Linked DNA regions of Homo sapiens: all the other regions are linked to region 1. Evidence: chromatin contacts called from ENCODE Hi-C data. All regions are on one chromosome and are shown on one strand. The core of a region is the stretch at or near the end of the contact, and the rest is flanking DNA. Distances in the headings are between cores, read along the strand shown. Region 1 holds the start of ETFB (electron transfer flavoprotein subunit beta). Region 2 holds the start of UBE2S (ubiquitin conjugating enzyme E2 S). Region 3 holds the start of FIZ1 (FLT3 interacting zinc finger 1). Region 4 holds the start of PPP1R12C (protein phosphatase 1 regulatory subunit 12C). Region 5 holds the start of LENG9 (leukocyte receptor cluster member 9). Region 6 holds the start of KMT5C (lysine methyltransferase 5C).

What was found. A loop is a pair of places that touch in the nucleus more often than their neighbours do. Pooled maps may share reads with other maps.
Region 2: a pooled map shows a loop between it and region 1 (9-fold over the local background). The contact joins the promoter of UBE2S here to the promoter of ETFB in region 1. A Hi-C loop is called at or near these places in 7 of 50 pooled maps.
Region 3: a loop to region 1 is called in a map of CD4-positive, alpha-beta memory T cell, with 34 times the contacts of the local background. The contact joins the promoter of FIZ1 here to the promoter of ETFB in region 1. A Hi-C loop is called at or near these places in 1 of 168 maps with a recorded cell type or tissue (CD4-positive, alpha-beta memory T cell), 2 of 37 single-sample maps with no recorded cell type and 12 of 50 pooled maps.
Region 4: a loop to region 1 is called in a map of CD8-positive, alpha-beta T cell, with 8 times the contacts of the local background. The contact joins the promoter of PPP1R12C here to the promoter of ETFB in region 1. A Hi-C loop is called at or near these places in 2 of 168 maps with a recorded cell type or tissue (CD8-positive, alpha-beta T cell and ascending aorta) and 8 of 50 pooled maps.
Region 5: a loop to region 1 is called in a map of CD8-positive, alpha-beta T cell, with 12 times the contacts of the local background. The contact joins the promoter of LENG9 here to the promoter of ETFB in region 1. A Hi-C loop is called at or near these places in 4 of 168 maps with a recorded cell type or tissue (CD8-positive, alpha-beta T cell, ascending aorta, chondrocyte and 1 more) and 17 of 50 pooled maps.
Region 6: a map of ascending aorta shows a loop between it and region 1 (9-fold over the local background). The contact joins the promoter of KMT5C here to the promoter of ETFB in region 1. A Hi-C loop is called at or near these places in 2 of 168 maps with a recorded cell type or tissue (ascending aorta and natural killer cell) and 11 of 50 pooled maps.

What each region holds. Positions count from the first base shown.
Region 1 is chr19:51,364,173-51,367,637 of GRCh38, forward strand. ETFB (electron transfer flavoprotein subunit beta) reads right to left here and starts at 2,216. Exons shown (of 6, transcript NM_001985.3): 1 at 2,098-2,216. The coding sequence starts at 2,154. CLDND2 (claudin domain containing 2) reads right to left here. Exons shown (of 4, transcript NM_152353.3): 3 at 3,285-3,404; 4 at 2,926-3,043. The coding sequence ends at 2,970. RefSeq lists an enhancer at 1,823-2,782 and silencers at 3,012-3,061, 3,332-3,465.
Region 2 is chr19:55,406,280-55,409,714 of GRCh38, forward strand. UBE2S (ubiquitin conjugating enzyme E2 S) reads right to left here and starts at 1,509. Exons shown (of 4, transcript NM_014501.3): 1 at 1,308-1,509; 2 at 536-683. The coding sequence starts at 1,310. It overlaps LOC105372462 (a long non-coding RNA gene), which reads left to right and starts at 1,866. Exons shown (of 3, transcript XR_936075.3): 1 at 1,866-3,435. RefSeq lists enhancers at 972-1,485, 1,842-2,136, 2,158-2,267 and silencers at 1,138-1,607, 1,618-1,677, 1,688-1,737.
Region 3 is chr19:55,598,025-55,601,056 of GRCh38, forward strand. FIZ1 (FLT3 interacting zinc finger 1) reads right to left here and starts at 1,493. Exons shown (of 3, transcript NM_032836.3): 1 at 1,450-1,493. ZNF524 (zinc finger protein 524) reads left to right here and starts at 2,264. Exons shown (of 2, transcript NM_153219.4): 1 at 2,264-2,384. RefSeq lists enhancers at 864-1,738, 1,739-2,612 and silencers at 1,090-1,509, 2,220-2,769.
Region 4 is chr19:55,115,992-55,119,062 of GRCh38, forward strand. It overlaps PPP1R12C (protein phosphatase 1 regulatory subunit 12C), which reads right to left and starts at 1,646. Exons shown (of 22, transcript NM_017607.4): 1 at 1,232-1,646. The coding sequence starts at 1,552. RefSeq lists enhancers at 42-877, 232-281, 682-761, 1,722-2,001 and silencers at 1,192-1,291, 1,312-1,391, 1,582-1,661.
Region 5 is chr19:54,462,193-54,465,205 of GRCh38, forward strand. LENG9 (leukocyte receptor cluster member 9) reads right to left here and starts at 1,586. Exons shown (of 1, transcript NM_001301782.2): 1 at 1-1,586. The coding sequence starts at 1,334. It overlaps CDC42EP5 (CDC42 effector protein 5), which reads right to left. Exons shown (of 3, transcript NM_145057.4): 3 at 2,834-3,013. The coding sequence ends at 2,909.
Region 6 is chr19:55,337,799-55,341,233 of GRCh38, forward strand. It overlaps KMT5C (lysine methyltransferase 5C), which reads left to right and starts at 2,078. Exons shown (of 9, transcript NM_032701.4): 1 at 2,078-2,159. RefSeq lists enhancers at 222-996, 997-1,770, 2,080-2,149 and a silencer at 2,170-2,229.

The DNA of each region.
Region 1 (3,465 bases), core at 966-3,465:
ACACCAAGAGACAATAGGGCAAGAAGGGTGGGGGGTGGAGAACTGACAGCTTTGGGAGAAGGGAAAGAGGGTGGGACAGTACCCAGGTCTAATCTGGTGTTTAGGAAGCTGGCAGGGTCTGAATCATTTATTTGTTCTGAAAAGGACATCAACAGACACATCCAGTGAGACAGGATGTAATGCAGGGAGCCCTGGGGCACTGCGGGAGGGGAAGGCAGCACCCTCTGGAAAGGACAGTAGCTGATTCAACGCGGCCTTCACGCTTCCCCTCTGTTCTCTCCCTGAGCACACCAGAGACATCCATGTGCCAGGCTCTGTGCTGAGTGATGCTGGGACCAGAGCTGAGTCAAACGTGGGCCTGCACCATGGGGGAGACGGATCCAATCCCAGACATGCCAGGCGTGGAAGGCCAGGGCTGGGATGGAGAGAAGAGGCCCAGGGAGCTGTAGGACTCCAAAGATGTGACAGTAACGAACAGTCAGAGCAGGGAGGAAACCAAGTGTTGGGTCCCAGGACCCCAAGAGGAATGTGTCTCAAAAGGGCTACAGGTGACATCCCTGTCATGTGCTGCCAGAGGCATCATTAGGACAGGGGGCATTGAGGGAGATGGGAGAGCAGAGTCTAGAGCCAGACTTGCCCGGGGTTTCGATCGTAACTCTGCCACTTACTGGCTGGGAGATCTGACAGGCCTCAGTTTCCTCATCTATCCAATGGAATTAATAATACAAAGGGTCGGCCAGGCACGGTGGCTCACACCTGTAATCCCAGCACTTTGGGGGGCCGAGGCAGGCGGGTGGATCACCTGAGGTCTGGAGTTTGAGACCAGCCTGACCAACATGGTGAAACCCCATCTCTACTAAAAATACAAAAAATTAGCCAGGTGTGGTGGCACATGCCTGTAATCCCAGCTACCTGGGAGGCTGAGGTAGGAGAATTGCTTGAACTCGGGAGGCTGAGGTTGCAGTGAGCCAAGACTGCGCCATTGCACTCCAGCCTGGGCAAAAAGAGCAAAACTCCGTCTCAAAAAATAAAAATAAATAATAAATAATACAAAGGGTACTGAAAGGACTGAATGGGTTAATCTCTGCAAAGGACTTGGAACGATGCCTGCCACGTAAGTACCCGCTAAATGCTGGCTGCTATCATCACTGACACTTTCATGCTCAAGTCTGGCTCCTGTACCCTCTTCCCCAGCCCACTCCCTAAGCAGGCAGGGGCAGTATCAGTGTCAACTTTGTGACCCTGGTTTTGCCCACCCTGAGGCCTCCAGGGTGCCAGGCCCTGCGCTAGGTAATGCTGGGGACACGGAGGTAAGTCCCCAGGCTGATGGGAAGGACAGACATGGACAGACAGTCACCATCTTCAGTCCAGTTCAGGCCAAGCATTGAGAGAAACGGGCCTGAGAGACCGTGTCTGATTCACCTCTGTCCACACCAGCTTCCCTCTGGGGACAACAAGCCAGGCGCTGAGAGCACCCTCCCCCACCTCTTTCATGGAGAATGTGAGCTACCCCCAGCTCAGTCAGGTTGGCTCCTTGAACTTTCATCTCTAGCAAACACACTTCTCTCTCCCTAGCTAGAGCCTCCTGGCTCACCCTGTGGCTATGGAGGGTGGAAAGCAGCTTCTGGGGCCCCACAGGACCCTGTCTGACTCCCTCTATAGCACATTTCGGGTAATATAAGAGTACAATGGTAAGTAATGCAGCCTAGTGGGTGAAAGCAGTCAGAGGAACCTGGATAGAACTCTCGGCTCTGCCCTTCTCTAGCTGGGTGACCTCTCTGTGCCTCAGTTTCTCCGTGCATTAAACAGGGACCGTGACTTCTTCCAGTGGGTAAGAAATAGAGAAAGCAACTCACTCTGAACAGTTATCAAGAGAGTGAATCCAGAACGAGGGAAAAGAGAACATGGCCGTGACCCCGGAGGGATCGGATGTTAGAACTTCACTCTTGGATTTTTGCCCTCAGGTGACTTTGACGTTTGGGGGTTAAAGCGGCAGAGGTCGGGGGTTACGAGAAGACCCCCACCCAGTGTGCGCTCGTGGCCCCGGAAGCACACGGCTGCGGGACTCAGGGATGTGGGAGAGGGGGGCCCGATCACCTTCACGGCGTAGTCGATGACCCTCTTGACAGCTACGAGCACGCGCAGCTCCGCCATCTTCCCGCCGCAGCCACTTACAGGGTCAGCCCGCACCCTCAGCGGCTCAGTCCAGAAGCCCCACCACCCCCGCCCCCCGCGCCCCTCTCTGCGCCTGCGCGCAGCACGGTCAGCCAGTCAACCGCTGCAGAGCCCGCCTCCCCGACAGAGGACCAATCGAGAGGCCGGAAGGAAGGGAGGTGTGGCAAGCAATGCAAACCAATGGGAAGCGGATCTCGGGGAGCGAGCGGGACCTGGAGAGAGAAGGAAAGGCCTGGCGGAGAGGGCAGGGCAGAGAACTAGGGGAAAGGTCGTGCACTGGAGGGAAGCGCGCCCGGAGTTTATAGATCCTCCCGGTCCTATAAACACTTCCCGGTATCCCCGGATCTGCTCTCCCTCTCCAGATCCCCCACTTCTTCCCGGCCTCTCCAAGTCGCGGTACTCGTATTCCCACGCCTCTGAATCCTCGCGCGTCGGTCTCTCCACTCTCTCCATCCCCGTGTTCCCTGTCCCTTCCATATCCGTATCCTCCCCTGTCCGTGTCTCTACTTCACCTCCATGTCGTCCCCACAGCCTCTCCACACCCTCTCCAAAGGCCCACGTCCCCTCCTGGCCCCGCCCCTCCCACATGTCCCTGTTCCCATCCCAATCCATGGAGACTTGTGTCTCCATGTCTGTGTCTCCCTGTCTCCACGTTCCCTATGAGTTCATGTCCTTATGTCTTCCCTGAGCCTCTATGCAACCCCGTGCCTGCGTCCCCACGACCCGCAGAAAAGCACGCGGAGCCGCAGCGCTAAAAAAAGCCGTTCCTTTATTCTGCCCCAGGCAGGCTGCAGTCACAGACACACGGGGAATCCACTGATGGCGTCGGTGCTCTGCATGATCATGTCTGCCAGCAGAAAGCAGAAGCCTGGGGGGACGGGGGTGCGGAGCAGGGAGAGGAAGGTGGGCCCTGGGGCGGATGGCCGGGAGGGCCCCGGGGACTGGGGTTTGGGGCTCCAAGGGGGTCTCTGCCGGGTCTGCGGGAGTCGTTAGTGTGTTGGGGAGTCCCCGAGAGGTCCCCGGGGTTTCCTGGGAGGGCAGCTGGGGAGCCTCTGGGGTGAGGGTCTTCTGGGCAGTCTCCTCCACCCTCTTCCCGCTGTCCAGTTTACCCGCGAGAATTGAGAAGGGTAAGGCCAGCCACCCAGAAAAATAGGACCAAGAGAAGAAGACGTTGTTCTTCCACGCATTCTTCACGGTGTAGCCTATCAAGGCGGTCAGCAGCAGCAGTCCTGGGCCCCGCCCAGCCGCAAGATGAGCTAGCTGGGCCTGGTGGGGGCTGCACCCAGGCCA
Region 2 (3,435 bases), core at 259-2,758, 4.0 Mb after region 1:
TGCTCAAATCCTGACTTTGTAGGAATTCTGGTGATAACAGAAATGTAGCCTGCATGAAACAGTATTCTAAATCACTCCGCAAATCATGTGACCCGCAAATCATTCATGACCCGTCTCCCCACGATCTGCATCTGGCTTGTTTCCTCATCCCTGACACTCACAGCAGGATGGAGTTTGAGATCACCTGGCCCACCCTCCCAGGCCCTTGCTGACACCATTCCCACCACCTGGAGCTCTCTTCCCATTCCTACTTAATTCCTACCCACCCTCAGGTCCAGGGAAGCCATGTCTGAAAGCCTTGCTTCAAATCTAGAGTACCGTCCCATGATATACTAACTCAATGACCAGATATTTCTCAACCCTTGTGGGAAAAGAGTACATAATTGTCATTTGTGGCGTCCTGCCCTGTCCACCAATGCATCCCAACACCTGACACGAGGCCAGCCTGTAATGGGTACTTCCCGCTAGGGTGATCTAGAGCAGGGTGATGGAGGATCTAAGCAGCAGCCCCTTCTCTTTTTCCTTCCAAACTCACCAGGGCCCTCGATGGTGACCTGGAGGTCGGTGAGGTCCTCCTCGTTGGGAAAGACCTTGATGCCATCGGGTGGGTCTGCGGTCAGTGTCGTCACCTCCTTGTACACCAGGCGGATGATGTGCGGGGGTAGGTTCTCCACGTTGGAGTTCTGGGCACGGATGGGAGAGCAGGGTGAGCGAGTGTTAAGAGCTGGGCTTCCCGCAGGGCCTAAAGATGCTGAGACTGCCCAAGTCTTGACTCAGTGGCCCCAGGCTGTCAATCACCCTTGAACTCCCAGACCCTCACCCAGGATGCTTCAGGCCATCAGCCCAGGCAGAGTTTCCAACAGAAATGGGGGCGGGTTCACGGGGGGGCTTGCAGATAACTCCACCCACCCCAGAACCCCCCCCCCAAAGCCCGCTCCTAACCCTGCTTGGTCCCCAGTGGTTCCACGTAGGCCAGAGATCTACTCTCTCCCCCTTCTCCACTAATTTTTGGTTAGAGCATCCTTGAAACCCCGGCTCAGGTCTGGAGATGGCGGCGGGGCGTCCTTGCTCCTGGTAACACCCATGGGCGGGCCGCAAAGCGCCCGGAGCCCTCGCCGCCAGGGAGACTGCGGGCCGCCCGAGCTCCTGCTCCGCCTGCGGGAAGGCCCTCGGGCCCATCCCGGGTCAGGGACCCCCAGGCTGGCCCTCAAACCCCTCAAGGCCGCCCGTCGGAGGCCCCTGAGACTCCACCTCCTCCCTCAGGGACACCCCCGACCACCTTCATGGGCCTCATCGCCCGTGCTCACCATGGCTGCGGCCGGCCGGGGGCGGGTCCCCCCGGCCCCCTTCCTGCGTTCTTCGGTCCGCCGGCCGGGGCGGGGGGCCCAACTGCTGCCGCTGCGGCCCTGGAGAGGCCCCGGCGGCCCCGCTCCGCTCCCCGCTGCCTCCGACGTCCGCCGCGCACAGCGTAGACCAACCCGCCGCCCCGGTGCCCGGCAGCACTGAGCCGGCCGCGCGCGCACCACTGCCTCTTTATAACCGCCCGCAGGCCACGCCCTCCGCGGCCCCTCAGCTCCGAGCCTCAACCGTGACGTCAGCGCGCACGTTCCTTGGTTTTCGACGCGCTCGCTCCCTTCCCCGCAAACTATGGTCAGAAGCGAGGGAAGTGGCGGAGAGGGCTGGGTAGCGGGCCGGCCAATGGGGGCCCGCGGGGGTCGGGAGGGTTCTCAAAGAACGGAGGGGCTGAAAAGGGGAAGAAGAGAGGAAGGGGGACGGGGAAGGCGACGCGGCCGCTGATTGGACCGTTTGAATGAGACGCCGCCACGGCCCGGCATACGCGCGGGCGCGCCCTGACGCTGAGGAAGTCGCGCACGCGACTAACGGTCTTCCTGGGGGCCGGAGCGTGGCGAGGGGAGGCGGGACTCGGGGTTTTAAACGCGTGATGGAAGGCGCTCGGGCCAATAGGGATGCGCTTTAGTGACTGGTGGGTCACGAGACTCGCATGGGCCAATGACTGATAGAGACCGGTCAGAGGGCGACCCAGTTTCGTGCAGATCAAACCGCTGCCAGCCAACGAAATCCGTTGATTTTTGTATATGCAAATGAAGTGTGCGCTGCCGCCCGCGCCCCCTCCTTTGAGCCGTGGTGGAGGTGGGCGCTGGAACTCCGACTACATTTTTCTATGAGGCGCCATTTTGTGCTGGAAATGCTCTTGGACCCACGTCCTGTATTGCTAAGGCTCAAAGATCAGTCAGAATGACCTTGAAGGCTTGGACAGCCTTGCACTCCGTGTGTGACCCCCACTCCTGCCAGGCTTCATCGAAGACGCCAGCCTCAGTTTCCTTATGTGACAAATGGGCACTGGGATCCGTTGTATTGCCAGGGAAAGAAGTCAGAGAGTGCCAAGACGGTTATTCACGGCATGGTTATGCCTATGACTGACCCATGGCCTCCAGCCACACCCGCCTTCTCTGGGACTCAGTTTCCCTCTCTAGGAAATGGACACATAGCTGCCTGGAAAAGGGACCATCTCCAGCCCTCAGTGTCAGTAAAAACGTCAGGCAATTGCTTGAGAACGGTGGCCAGAGCTCCCTGAGCAGGCCTTTTGGAGGGGCTTAGAGAGGAGGAGGGAATGCTGAAGTTGGCCTTCCTTTGCTCATCTGTGCAGTGCGGTCGCAGTGCCCTCTCGGTGTCTCTGCCAGTCTGTGCGTCCACAGCTCTTCTTAGTTTCTTGGCCTTTTTCAGCCATGGATGAGAGCATTAACATCTGGGCCTAATTTGGCCACAGGTACCTGAAAAGACCCCTGGCTACCAGCTTCCCCTCATGGGGCCTCAGCTTCTGAAGAAGGAATAAGGAAGGTGTGAAAGAAATCTACATGGCCAAGGCCAGGCGTGGTAGCTCACGCCTGTAATCCCAGCACTTTGGGAGGCTGAAGCTGGCAGATCACCTGAGGTCAGGAGTTTGAGACCAGCCTGGCCAACATGGTGAAACCCCATCTGTACTAAAAATACAAAAATTAGCCAGGTGTGTTGATGCAGCCCTGTAATCCCAGCTACTCGTGAGGCTGAGATGGGAGAATCGGTTAAAGCCGGGATGTGGAGGTTGCAGTGAACTGAGATCTCGCCACTGCACCCCAGCCTGGGCAACAGAGCAAGACCCTGTCTCAAAAAACAAAAAAGCAAAAAAAAAAAAAAAACCAAAAAACAAAACCTACATGGTCGGGTACAGTGACTACGCCCATAATCCCAGCACTTTGGGAGGCCAAGGTAGGTCGATCACTTGAGCCCAGGAGTTCAAGACCAGCCTGGGCAACATAGTGAGAGACCCCCACCAATATGTACAAAACAAACAAACCCAAAACAACTGAAGAAACAGCTACAGCATAAAAAGTCATCATCATAACTAGTTTGTGGAGAAATGGCTTCAGGTGATCC
Region 3 (3,032 bases), core at 243-2,742, 4.2 Mb after region 1:
CCACTCTCATTGTTCTTTAAAATCCTCCTACTCTCTTAGAAACCCTTCTCTCGCGGCTCCACGCCTGTGGCAAAATCTTCCTAATCACTTCATAGTCTCCTCACTCCACGGAGTGTTTTTAAGCCTCTCCTCGCTCTTCGCCAATGCGCGGCCACTGCTCTCTGTGCCCCTCCCACTGTAATTTAAGCCTCTCCCACTCTTCCTTAAGTCCCACCTACTCCCTTCAAAGTCCCCCACAATGTTCCCTAAGGATCTTGTATTCTTTGCCAAGCCCTTTTCCTTCCAAAAGGCCCTCCCACTCCCCTCTAAGCTCCTCCCACTCCTCTTCCAGGATGACCACTTAGCGAATGGGAGGGCAAAGATTTGGGGCTAAGCACACTGGAGTCATCCTTGCAGGGAGACCAGAATTACTCCTGTAACATCAGATAATAAAAATTCTTCATCTGTAAAATGGGAATAGTAGTACCTACCTCATGGAGTGGTGGCGAGAATTAAGTAAAATTGTGGCAATAAATGCTACGTGCCCACTTAAGCTGGTGCACAGCAAAGACGCAACAAGTAAGCTGTTTGGATGACTATTATCCCGTAAGTTCCTCCTGGATTCCTCCTTAAGTCCTACCATGATTGCTAAGTTATTTGACTTATCTAAGCCCCTCTCGGGTCCACTAAGACCCACTTCCAAAACTCCACCCAATTTTTCCTTTAAAGAAGCCACATCCTTTCTAAGACTCTCCACTGGACTCCCGTCACCTTCTCAGGCCTTCTCTACGAAGTCTATTCCCATCCCCTGCAAGTCCTTTCCACATTCATTATAAAGACCTGATAGTTGCATTAAACCCCTCCAAATTACACCCTTAAACTCCACCCCCCTCACTAGGCCTACCTACTTCTCTAAGCCACACCCCAGACAAACTCCATCCCTTCTACTCTAAACTCCTCCCTCCTGCTTCCTGGGCTCCCTTTACCCAACCAGCCTCAATGAGTTTCCTTCCACCCCTCAATCCAGGGCCTACCCACCATTCCTTCTGAGCCACGCCCCTTTATCAAACCCCACCTCTTTGCCTAAGACCCTCCCATTTTCTATCCAGACTCTCCCTCCTCCACGCCCCTCCCACTTCCACTCTAAGCTCCGCCCAACTCAGGCTCCTCCCAGCCCTTGCTCCGCCCCAGCAGCCACTAGGCCCCGCCTCCTCCTCCACCCCGCAGCCTGAGGAGCGGGCCCCCCCACTTGCCCAGTCTGCTCCAGGCCCCAGGCCCCGAGAGCCGGCCTTTTGTGCCCCTCCCCCTGCCCCTAAAAGGTGCAGCCCTGGGCGCCCGGTTGGGGGGCAGGTCGGGCAGGCCCCGGGGCCAGGCGAGTCCACCTCGCTCGTACGGAGCGTTGGTCCTGGAGACCCGGGGCGGCCCCGGGAGGCCGGGGAAGTCCGTCGGCTTTCCTCTTTAATTACTTACACCTCCCTCTGGGCGCCGACATTTTGGGCAGCGGGGGCAGCGTCACTTCCACCCGGGGGGCCCCTCGACTTCCGCCTCAGCTCCCTTCCCCCGCCGTACTCCCCCTTTCTCCCGCCCTCTTGGCTCCCCTTCCTCATCCCCGCCCTTCTCCCTCTTTCCCTTTCCTTTCCCAGCCCTGGAGGTTGAAGAAGCCAGGCCCGCGCCATCTTGGGTGAGGGCAGCGGGAAGGGGCGGGGCTTAGGGACACCCACGGCGCCATACAGACTAAGGGCAAGGAGCTGAGAGCGAGGGGGCTTCTCCGTGGCGACACTAGGCGATGCTAACGTAAATGAGAGCAGATACTATTTCTTTTTCACAGCCTCGGACTCCTCCGATTAGGATGTACAGTTGGACTAGGGAAAAAAAAAGAAAGCGAAGTGCGCCAACTGCAATACAGAGCTGGAAAAGACCGGCACCATCTTATCCACTTAGCACTCCATGGGCTTCGAAGCCTGTCCGGTGCCATGTTAATTACGGGCACTGGGCAGCCATTTTCCCGCTCCTCATCATTCGGTATCTGTCTTTGGGTCACCCGACTGTGGGCTTTGTGAGAGGAAAGGCGTTTCGAGGTGGTTGGGGATGTGGTGCTGGGTTATTTCCCACTGGGGACACACCAGGGCCGCCGGTGCGCAGGCGCGGCTTCCGGGCGTGGCCGCGACCGGTCGTTAGGACCCAGCGAGTCCCCTTTGTTTCCCGCGGGCGCGCAGGCGGGCGGGAAGGGCAGGAAGGGAGGGGCCCGGCGCTTCTCCGAGGGGCGGGGCCGGCACCGCGCGCCGCCGCCCCCGCCTCGCCGCCGCCGAGGGGCAGGGCCCCCTCACCCCCTCCCCTTCCCACGCGCCGGCCCCGTTGCCCCCGCGCGCGCGCACACTCGCGAGCCCCGGCGACATGCAAATGAGGTACCCGAGAGGCGGGGGGCGCAGGCGGGAGGGGGGGTGTGGGGGTAGGGGAGGCCGGGCCGCGCGCTCCCGGAGCGCGCCTCCAACACCTGTTCCTGCTCCCGCGCTCGCGCCCCGCGAAGCCGTCCGGGCGCGCGCGCGCAGACCCCCTTCCTGGCAGCCCCCGCCGCCCGCTTACCCGGCGCCGCTCATTGGCCGTCGCCCCCGCAGGGCCCGCCCCGCGCTTGGGCTTCGCAGCTCGGGGGCCGATGGGCGCGTCAGTACCGGGGCGAGGGGACGGGGAGGGTCGGGGGACCAGTCTCCCCCTTTCCACCGTTCCAAAGACCAGACTCCTAGACTAGGCTACCCCGTGGGAGCGAACCGTATGGAAAGGTGGTTGCTCCTCTCTGGACAGCAGTCTATGTGGCTGTTAAAGGGGAGGGGGGGGTGCAGGGGGGCACCTGCAGCACCTGCTTCCAGCTGCACCTGTGCCTCCCCTTCCCCTCCGTTACACCCCAATCCCATGCTCCCAGTATCTGAGTGGGCGCCGGGAAGATGGTGGTGGCGTTGGTGAAGTTTATTGAGTGCTTACTGTGCACCAGGCAGTGTTCGAGGGGCATTTTAAAGCCCACTGTCTTATTCGATTCTCCTGACAACCCTGGTTTATTC
Region 4 (3,071 bases), core at 396-2,895, 3.8 Mb after region 1:
GACTAGAGAGGTAAGGGGGGTAGGGGAGCTGCCCAAATGAAAGGAGTGAGAGGTGACCCGAATCCACAGGAGAACGGGGTGTCCAGGCAAAGAAAGCAAGAGGATGGAGAGGTGGCTAAAGCCAGGGAGACGGGGTACTTTGGGGTTGTCCAGAAAAACGGTGATGATGCAGGCCTACAAGAAGGGGAGGCGGGACGCAAGGGAGACATCCGTCGGAGAAGGCCATCCTAAGAAACGAGAGATGGCACAGGCCCCAGAAGGAGAAGGAAAAGGGAACCCAGCGAGTGAAGACGGCATGGGGTTGGGTGAGGGAGGAGAGATGCCCGGAGAGGACCCAGACACGGGGAGGATCCGCTCAGAGGACATCACGTGGTGCAGCGCCGAGAAGGAAGTGCTCCGGAAAGAGCATCCTTGGGCAGCAACACAGCAGAGAGCAAGGGGAAGAGGGAGTGGAGGAAGACGGAACCTGAAGGAGGCGGCAGGGAAGGATCTGGGCCAGCCGTAGAGGTGACCCAGGCCACAAGCTGCAGACAGAAAGCGGCACAGGCCCAGGGGAGAGAATGCAGGTCAGAGAAAGCAGGACCTGCCTGGGAAGGGGAAACAGTGGGCCAGAGGCGGCGCAGAAGCCAGTAGAGCTCAAAGTGGTCCGGACTCAGGAGAGAGACGGCAGCGTTAGAGGGCAGAGTTCCGGCGGCACAGCAAGGGCACTCGGGGGCGAGAGGAGGGCAGCGCAAAGTGACAATGGCCAGGGCCAGGCAGATAGACCAGACTGAGCTATGGGAGCTGGCTCAGGTTCAGGAGAGGGCAGGGCAGGGAAGGAGACAAAGTCCAGGACCGGCTGGAGGGGCTCAACATCGGAAGAGGGGAAGTCGAGGGAGGGATGGTAAGGAGGACTGCATGGGTCAGCACAGGCTGCCAAAGCCAGGGCCAGTTAAAGCGACTCCAATGCGGAAGAGAGTAGGTCGAAGGGGAATGGTAAGGAGGCCTGGGGCAGAGTGGTCAGCACAGAGTGGCTAAGCCCAGGGCCAGTTGAAGCGGCTCCAATTCGGAAGTGGGGTGGTCGAAGGGGAATGGTAAGGGGGACTGGGACGGGGTGTCAGCATAGGGTGGCAAAGCCCAGGGCCAGGAACGACGGGGCGGATCGAGACTGGCAACGGGGAAGGAGGATGCCCCAGGTGGCGCAGCAGAGGGTGGACCTGGCCCCGGGAGACGCCGGGCGGGGGGCGCTGACCTGGTGCAGGGCGCTGATACCGTCGGCGTTGGTGGAGTCCAGCACGGCGCGGGCGGGCGGCGGCGCGGCGGGGTCGAGCTCGGCGCCGGGGCCAGGGTCGGCGGCGCGCAGCATCAGACGCGCCTCGTCCAGGTCGCCGCCCGCACAGGCCGCCAGGAACTCGGCGGCGCGCTCGAAGCGGACGGTGCGGGCGCGGCGCTCTCCGGGGCCAGGCTCGGCGCCCGCCCGCGCCCCCCACTGCCGCAGCTGCTCCCGTCGCCGCTCCCGGGCAGCCGCCGCCGCCGCCCCCGGGCCAGCCGCCGGGCCATCCTCTCCGGACATCGCACCGCCCGCCCGCCCAGCGAGCGAGCGAGCGCCGAGCCCCAACCGCCGCCACCACCCGCCCGCCCGCCCGCCCCGGGGGCCGCCGGGAACTGCCGCTGGCCCCCCACCGCCCCAAGGATCTCCCGGTCCCCGCCCGGCGTGCTGACGTCACGGCGCTGCCCCAGGGTGTGCTGGGCAGGTCGCGGGGAGCGCTGGGAAATGGAGTCCATTAGCAGAAGTGGCCCTTGGCCACTTCCAGGAGTCGCTGTGCCCCGATGCACACTGGGAAGTCCGCAGCTCCGAGGCGCCCAGTGGAAATCGCCAGATGAGGGCCTCCTCCGGGGAATGCTGGGAAATGGAGTCTACAGGCCGGAGGGGTGCCCCACGGCATACTAGGAAGTGTGTAGCACCGGGTAAAGGGGATGAATAGCAGACTGCCCCGGGGCAGTTAGGAATTCGACTGGACAGCCGCGTGGGAGGGAGTGCGGGGAGAGGCAGAGTTGTTTTGTTATTGTTGTTTTATTTTGTTTTCTTTGTTTTGAGACGGAGTCTCGCTCTGTCGCCACGCTGGAGTTCAGTGGCGCGATATCGGCTCGCTGCAACCTCCGCTTCCCAGGTTCAAGCAATTCTGGCTCAGTCCCCAGAGTAGCTGGGATAACAGGCGCGCGCCACCCCGCCCTGCTAATTTTTATATTTTTAGTAGAGACGGGATTTCACCATGTTGGCCATGATGGTCTTGATCTCTTGACCTCATGATCCGCCCGCCTCGGCCTGTAATCCTGCTGGGATGACGAGCGTAAGCCACCATGCCCAGCTGGGTTTTATTTATTTTGGTTTTTTTCCTGACCCCTTAACTAGAAATAAGCTCCACGAGAGCGGGATCTTTTGTCTTCTGTGCACTACTTGTCCTCGGTTCTTAGAACAGAACCTGAGAGAACCTGATCGCAAATATTTTTGGAATGAATGAATGAATGGGTTCACCAGGGCACCATGGGAAACTGAGTCCGCAACCTAGAAGCCATGAAAGACAGTCCACTTCCAAGCTTCCCTGGGTGACCTCGCAGGGCATGCTGGGAAATGAAATTTGCGGTGAAAAGGTCAGGACCACGATCCTAGGGCACGCTGGGAAATGTAGCCCACAGGGCCACACCCCTAAAAGCACAGTGGGGTGCAAGGCAGGGCCCCAAGGCATTTAGGGCTCGGGGCAAGAGAAATCCACACTCCACTCCCTAATGGTAATCCCTGAGCCACACCGAGTAAAGGAACCCAAGACACAGTGTCCACAGGGACAGGGCTCTCAGAGCTTTCACTGGCCCGCGCTTCTCCTGCGCCCACCCGGACCTCCTGGGAACCGCCCAGGCCCTCGCGCGCTCTCAAGGCATGCTGGGATTGGTGGTCCCGGGCAAGGAGTTCCAGCAGGTGGGGGGCGAATCACCTTTCAGCGGGCCCAAGCGATGAGCACACCTTGATCTTCACCTTACGGATCCCGCGCCCAACTCAAGATTGGGAAGGTGGCTGGCACTTTGTGACAGGAAGA
Region 5 (3,013 bases), core at 336-2,835, 3.1 Mb after region 1:
AGGGTGAACTCCAGCTTGGGGAGGTGGACCTGGGAACCATGGGGCACCTTGGCCACGGTGAGGTGGGGGTGCAGCTGCCCTGGAGACTGTAGTGTACTCAGCCCCTCGGCTTCCAGCCTCTGGCTCAGCACTTGTGCCATGCTTTCCAGTGTGGGAGAGGGTGGGGCACACAGCACATGCGGGCCCAGGAGGACCAGCTTTCTAAAGCTCAGCCGAGGGGGTGCATTTAGCCCCGGGGCCAAGAGGGCCCGTCTCAGAGCTCCAATGGCAGCGGCCTCCTCCCCAGCGCCTGCCAGTCGCAGCAGGGCCAGGGTCAGGTGTAGGTTCTGAGAGGGCACTAGGAAGTTGGCGCAGTGTGGGGCCACGTGGACCAGGTATTCCTGGGCCTTGGTCACTTCTGCTTGTAGCCCAGGCTCGGTCACCATGAGGGCCACAAAATGTGTGGGGCGCGGTTGGCAAGGGGCTGCAACACTAAGGCGGGCCCTTTTGTCCTCGGGCCAGGCCGCAGGACCCCACTCGGCTTCTGTCGTCTCAGCGGAGCCCCCCGGGACTCCCAGGGCCTGTGCTTCCTTGCCCCCCAGCAATGTGGTCCTGGTGGCTGCTGTTGGCTTCAGTGCCTCAGTCACTCCGGCGAGGCGTCCTCTTGGGGCCAGTGTTCCCAAATCAGCAGCTGTGCCCAGCGCCCTCTCCTGGGCCGCCTCCAGCTCTCCGGGTTCCTCCACGCCTGGTTCCTGGTGCCCTGTGCAGAGCGGCCTTGTGCTCCCTCGCTTGGGGGCAGCCTGGGCCTCCTGACCTGTCCCCGCCAGTGTCCACTCGGCACCCTCTGCCCCGTGGGCGCCCTCGGTGTTCGGTGCGTCCAGGATGGTGGGCCCGCGTCCCGCCGCCGAGCCAGAGCCAAAGACGAGGTCGGTGCGCGAGGCGCGGTCCCACACAAGGCGGCCACGGAAGCGGAAGAAGCGCACGCGGTGCTGGGGCACTGCCAGCACGCCCGGCCCGAGCGCCGCCAGCGGCTGGTCCCAGCAAAAGGCGCTGAAGGGCTCCTCGCGCACACCCAGAAAGCGGTCGACGTAGCCCACCGAGAAGTCGGCGGGGTCGAGGCGCGGGTCCCAGCGGATGCGCTGGATGACGTCCGCGGCTGTGCGCAGCGGCGGCTTCTTGGCCCCGGCCTCCGGCTGCGCCTCGCGGCCAGGCGGCGCCGGCGCCCCAGGGTGGGGCTGGCGGCAGCGGGCGCCGAAGCGGCAGCGGCCTTCCAGGAAGAAGCGGCAGGCCGGCGGGGGCGCGGGTTCCGTGGCGGGGGCTTCCTGCGGCAACTCCGGCTCTCTGGCCGCTGCCATGGGTGCGGGGAACTGGCACGCCCGCCGCGCAGACGAGGTCGCCCCGCACGGAGGGCGGCTCCCCTTGGATGCACCGAGCCTCACCCGACAGTGGCGTCAGCGGCCCGCGCTCCGGCCTAGCTCTGGGGACCACGCCGCGTGCCCTCGCGAGGACTCTGGCCCAGTCCCTCCTTGGTGGAGAGCCTGACACCGCTGCTCTGGGACTTCCCGGCTGCGCCCTCCCCCAGCGCCAGGAAAGCAAGCTGCGTAAAGGCTGCGGCAGTCTCGGTCTCCCGGAGCTCTTGGGAGCCTGGCCCCGCCCCTTTCCCGGTGATTGATGTGTGCTGCCTCTTTCTGGGTGATTTACATGTAATGCCCCGCCCCTTTCGGGATGATTACGTGTGCCTCGACCTTTAGGTGATTTACATGTAGTGCCCCGCCCCGTTCCCGGTGATTTACATGTGGTGCCCCGCCCCTTTCCTGGTGATTTACGAGTGCCCCACCCCTTTTAGGTGATTTTTTTTTTTTTTTATGTGTGCCTCTCCCCTTCCCAAGTGATTTACATATGTTCCCCGCTCCTTTCAGGGTAATTTACATGTAATGCCCCGCCCCTTTCCGGGTGATTTACGAGTGCCTCTCCCCTTCTCAAGTGATTTACATGTGTCCCGCCCCGTTCCGGGTGATTTACATGCGTGCCCTGGCCCTTTCCCAGTGATACTTTTGTGCTGCCTCTTTCCGGGTGATTTACGTGTGTGCCTCTCCCCAAGTGATTTACATGTGTGCCCTGTCCGTTTTAAGGTGATTTACATGTGGTGCCCCGCCCCTTTCCGGGTGATTTACCTGTGTCCCATCCCTTTCCCGGTGATTTACATGTGGTGCCCCGCCCCTTTCCCGGTGATACCTGTGTGCCCCGCCCATGAGGGGACGTCTTTAAAGAACCTGGACCCGCCCTCAGTCCAAGTGATTTACATTTGCGGCCCCGCCCCTCTGGGAAACTTACGAGAACCTGGCCCCTCAGTCCAAATCATTTGCATGTTCGGCCCCATCCCTCGGGGGCCTTAAAGAACCAAGATGCCTGCGGACCCTTCCCCCACGGAGACCAGGCCCCTACTGCTCTAAAAGTGTTCTCAGACACTTCCCTCTGCAGCCGCTCCCAGAGTAAACGGCGGCTCCGCCGGGTCGGAGTCCACCTGAGGCGTTCAGGGCCAGAAAGACTCCTGGGGCTGCAGCACTCTGCAGCCCCGCCTCGGCTGGCCCCGCGGTGGCTGAGTCTGGCCCGGCCCCAGGACCACGTCCGGCCGGCGGTGGCGCACAGTATTTGACGAATGGGACTGCGGGAGCCGCCGCCTCTGCAAGGGGCACCGCCTGGCCACGCCCTCGGGCTCTCTTAAAGGAGCCGCACCCCCACCCCAGGGCAATCATCGGACCCGGACCAGGCCTCCGGGTGACACATCCGGCTCTCAGAGGCGCCAGGACCCTATCATTCATCCCTTTCCACGTGCAAAGTGAAAAGTCAGAGCCCGGGCACACACCTTGGCCGTTTATGTATACAGAAGTGGGGTGCCGGGCGGGAAGGGCGCGGGGAATGAGGGAACCTAGAGGCCGATGACGTCGTTCAGCTCGAGGTCCGCGTTGGGGCGGCAGCGGGCCTGGGGGGGCTGCGTCCCGGGGCGGGGTTCCGCGTCGGGCTTGGCGGCAGC
Region 6 (3,435 bases), core at 828-3,327, 4.0 Mb after region 1:
CAAGACCCTCTCTCAAAAAAAAAAAAAAAGAAGGGAGCATCACTTGAATGAGCCCCTAGAGAGACCCTGTCTCTACAAAAATTAAAGGATTAGCCGAGCATGGTGGCATGCGTCTGTGGTCCCAGCTACTCAGGAGGCTGAGGCTGTAGGATCGCTTGAACCCAGGAGGTCGAGGCTGCAGTGAGCCATCCTTGCACCACTGCACTCCAGCCTGGGCAACAGAGGAAGACCCTGTCTCAAAACACAATACAGGCCAGGCATGGTGGCTCATGCCTGTAATCCCAGCACTTTGGGAGGCTGAGGTGGGTGGATCACCTGAGGTCAGGAGTTCGAGACCAGCCTGACCAACATGGTGAAACCCCGTATCTACTAAAAAAAAAAAAAAAAAAAAAAATTAGCCGGGCATGGTAGTGCATGCCTGTAATCCCAACTATTTGGGAGGCTGAAGCAGGAAAATCGCTTGAACCTGGGCGGCGGAGGTTGCAGTGAGCCGACATCGCACCATTCCACTCCAGCCTGGGCAACAAGAGGGAACTCTGTCTAAAAAAAAATTAGCCAGGGGTGGTAGTGCATGCCTGTAATCCCAGCTACTTGGGAGGCTGAGGCAGGAGAATCGTTTGAACCTGGGAAGCAGAGGCTGCAGTGAGCCGAGATCACTCCACTGCACTCTAGCCTGGGCGAGAGAGCGATACTCTGTCTCTGTCTCTCTCTCTCTCTCTCTCTCTCTCTCTCTCTCTCTCTCTCTCTCTCTCTCACACACACACACACACACACACACACACACACCAAAACACCAAAAACAGCACACCAAAACAGCACCTACTCTGTGGCATGCATTGTTTTAAGTGCCCACGATCTATAGCTGTACAGTGGAGCGCATGTCTGACAGTGATCCTATATGTGTAGACACACAAGCGCCTACATTGTGTTACCGGACAGTAACATGCTGCACAGCTGTGTGGCCCAGGAGCCGCCGGCCACCTTACAGCCCAGGTGCCAGCAGCCCTGCCACGTAGGTGTGAGTGATGTTGCTCTAGGATGCTGGCAGGATGACGACATCGCCTGAGCACGCACTGCCCAGATGGTATCAGTGTCGTTAAGGGAAGAATGGCTGTGGCGAAACAAACAAACAAGCAAACAAAGACCGCCTGTTCTGAGTGTGGAGCTTATTATTCTCGGCGTAATTATGATGAATTGTTAGTTACGTTTGCCTCTAGGATTGAGGTAGGGGGGGTGATCCCAATTAGGGGGTGCCCCAGGGGAGCGCCCCAGGAGTCAGGGCTTGTCTCAAAAGTCCCCACTCCTCCCTCAGCCTCCCCTCCCTCCATCCGACCCCGTTCATATCGCGGGAAGGTCCCACAGAGTGCGTGTGGATACTCCCAAAACGCAACGGTGTAAACGGGGAGGGAGGGAGAGAGACTGAGGAGCCCTTTGTAGCCAGGCAGAGCTGTCAATAAAGTTTCGTCGCCTTGGTAACCGCAGGCCTCGCGGGGCGGGAGGGGAGAGGGATGGCGGTGCGCGCGCATTCACCGCCTCCCTCCCGCCGGGTCTGGCTTTCTCCCTCCTGTGGCCGAAGCTTTCCTCGGAGAAATAGAAGAGGGAGGCCGCGACTCTATGGTGATGGACGGAGGCCTTACCCAATGGAAAGAGGAGCTGTCCCAAGGCCAGGCAATCATATACGACTACTGGAGCTGGCAGAGCCCGCCCTCTTTCCACTTGGACCTGAATAACCCGACCCAAACCGAGTTTCGCCCGGAGAGACTGCGCTTTCGGCCAATGAGTGCGTCGATTTCGAGCCCCAGTGTGAGCGAAGGCGGGACAAGTCTCCATGGCAGCGACTAAAGGACAGCGATGTGAACCACTGACAACAGTTCGCGGCGTTTGACGGCGGCGGGGGCGTGGCGGGGTTTTATCTGTGTATTGACGAGAGCCGGGCGCGGAGGGAAAGAGTGGGGCTTGGCCAATGGGAGCGCCGTGAGCTTCGTAGCAACGGAGGAGTGGCGGTGGCTGTGGCCAATAGAAAGCCTCAGTGGCCTTGGCGGGGCTGGCCCGGAGAGCAGATGGGAGGTGCGGCGACAGTGTTTGACGAGAGCCGAAGGAGGCTGTGGGAGGTGTTGGCGGCGGCGGCGCGGGCGCCTGAGGAGGAGGAGGAGAAGCGGGTGAGGGGCGGCGCGGGGCCCGATCTCTGAGCCCCTTCACGGCCCCAGCCCCGCGCCGCCTTGGCTCCCCAGTCGCCCCCTGCCCCGACTGCCCCCCACCCCGCCCGGCCCCTCCTCGTGTCCAGGCGCCCACGTCTCCCGGCCCCTCGCCGGGCCTCGGGCTCCGCGGCACTGCAGCCTCCTTCCTGTGCTTCCTCACCCGGGCCCTGACCCCCTTCTTACGTCCACGGCCCTCCCTGCATCCTCAGGGCCTCTCCCTGACCTCTTGTCACTCTCCAGGCCTCTCCCTGCACCCCCCAGGGCCTTTCCCTGACCTCACCCTCCAGGCCTCTCCCTGCACCCCCAGGTCTCTCCCTGCACCCTCAGGGCCTCTCCCTGACCCTTCTCTCACCCCCGGGACCTCCCTGCACTCCCAGGGCCAATCCCCGACCTCCTCTCACCCTCCAGGCCTCCTTCTGGACCCTCTAGGTCTTTCTGTGCCCTAGAACCTCTCCCTGACCCCTCTGTCCCTCTCCTGGCACTCCCTGGACCCTGAGGTCGGCCTCTGACCCTCCAGGTCCCTTGCCCTGGGCTCTCACCGCCTACCCAGGCGCCTCCCTGGGTCCCCAGGCCCTTCCCTAGGGTCTCCCTTTCCTGGATCCCCCAGGACCCCACCAAGCCCGTTTGGATCCCTGGGCCCCTGTCCGCCCTCTCAGGCCCTTCACTCACTGGACACCCAGGATCTTCTCCGCCATCCCTGGACCGCCCCCCGACCCAGGTCTCCCGTCTGGCTCCTCCCTGAGTCCCTAGGCCATTCCCCGCTCTCTGTCCTCCCTGGCACCCCCATCCCTTCCTCACACCCCTCTGAGCGCCCCCAGGCCCGGCTGCAGCCTTCTCCCTCCCACAGCCCCCTGCCGTGCCCACCGCTGTGCGTTTCTCTCCTTGCCCCCAGCCCCCTCTCCAGCTTCCCCGCTGTCCCTGGCGTCCTCCTGCAGCGCCCCCTCTTTCTCTCCCGCAGCCTCGCAGTCTGTCCCCGACCCCTCCACAGCCGTCTCTGCAGCTCCCGCTCCTTGCCCTGCCCCATCTCCTCCTCTCCTGGGCGCGGATGAGCCTCGAGCGCCGTGGTGCGGGGACGAGGCTGGCCCTCCGTCCGGGTTAGGGGTTTGGGTGGTTTTCTTCATCTCTCCGTTCTCTCCTGGCTCCGCTTTAAAAAAATGTTTTTGTAAATATTGACCTGTGCTGCCTCCCCATAGTCTTCCTTTGCTCCCCTCCCCACCCCCGCTTTTGTCCTCTGAGC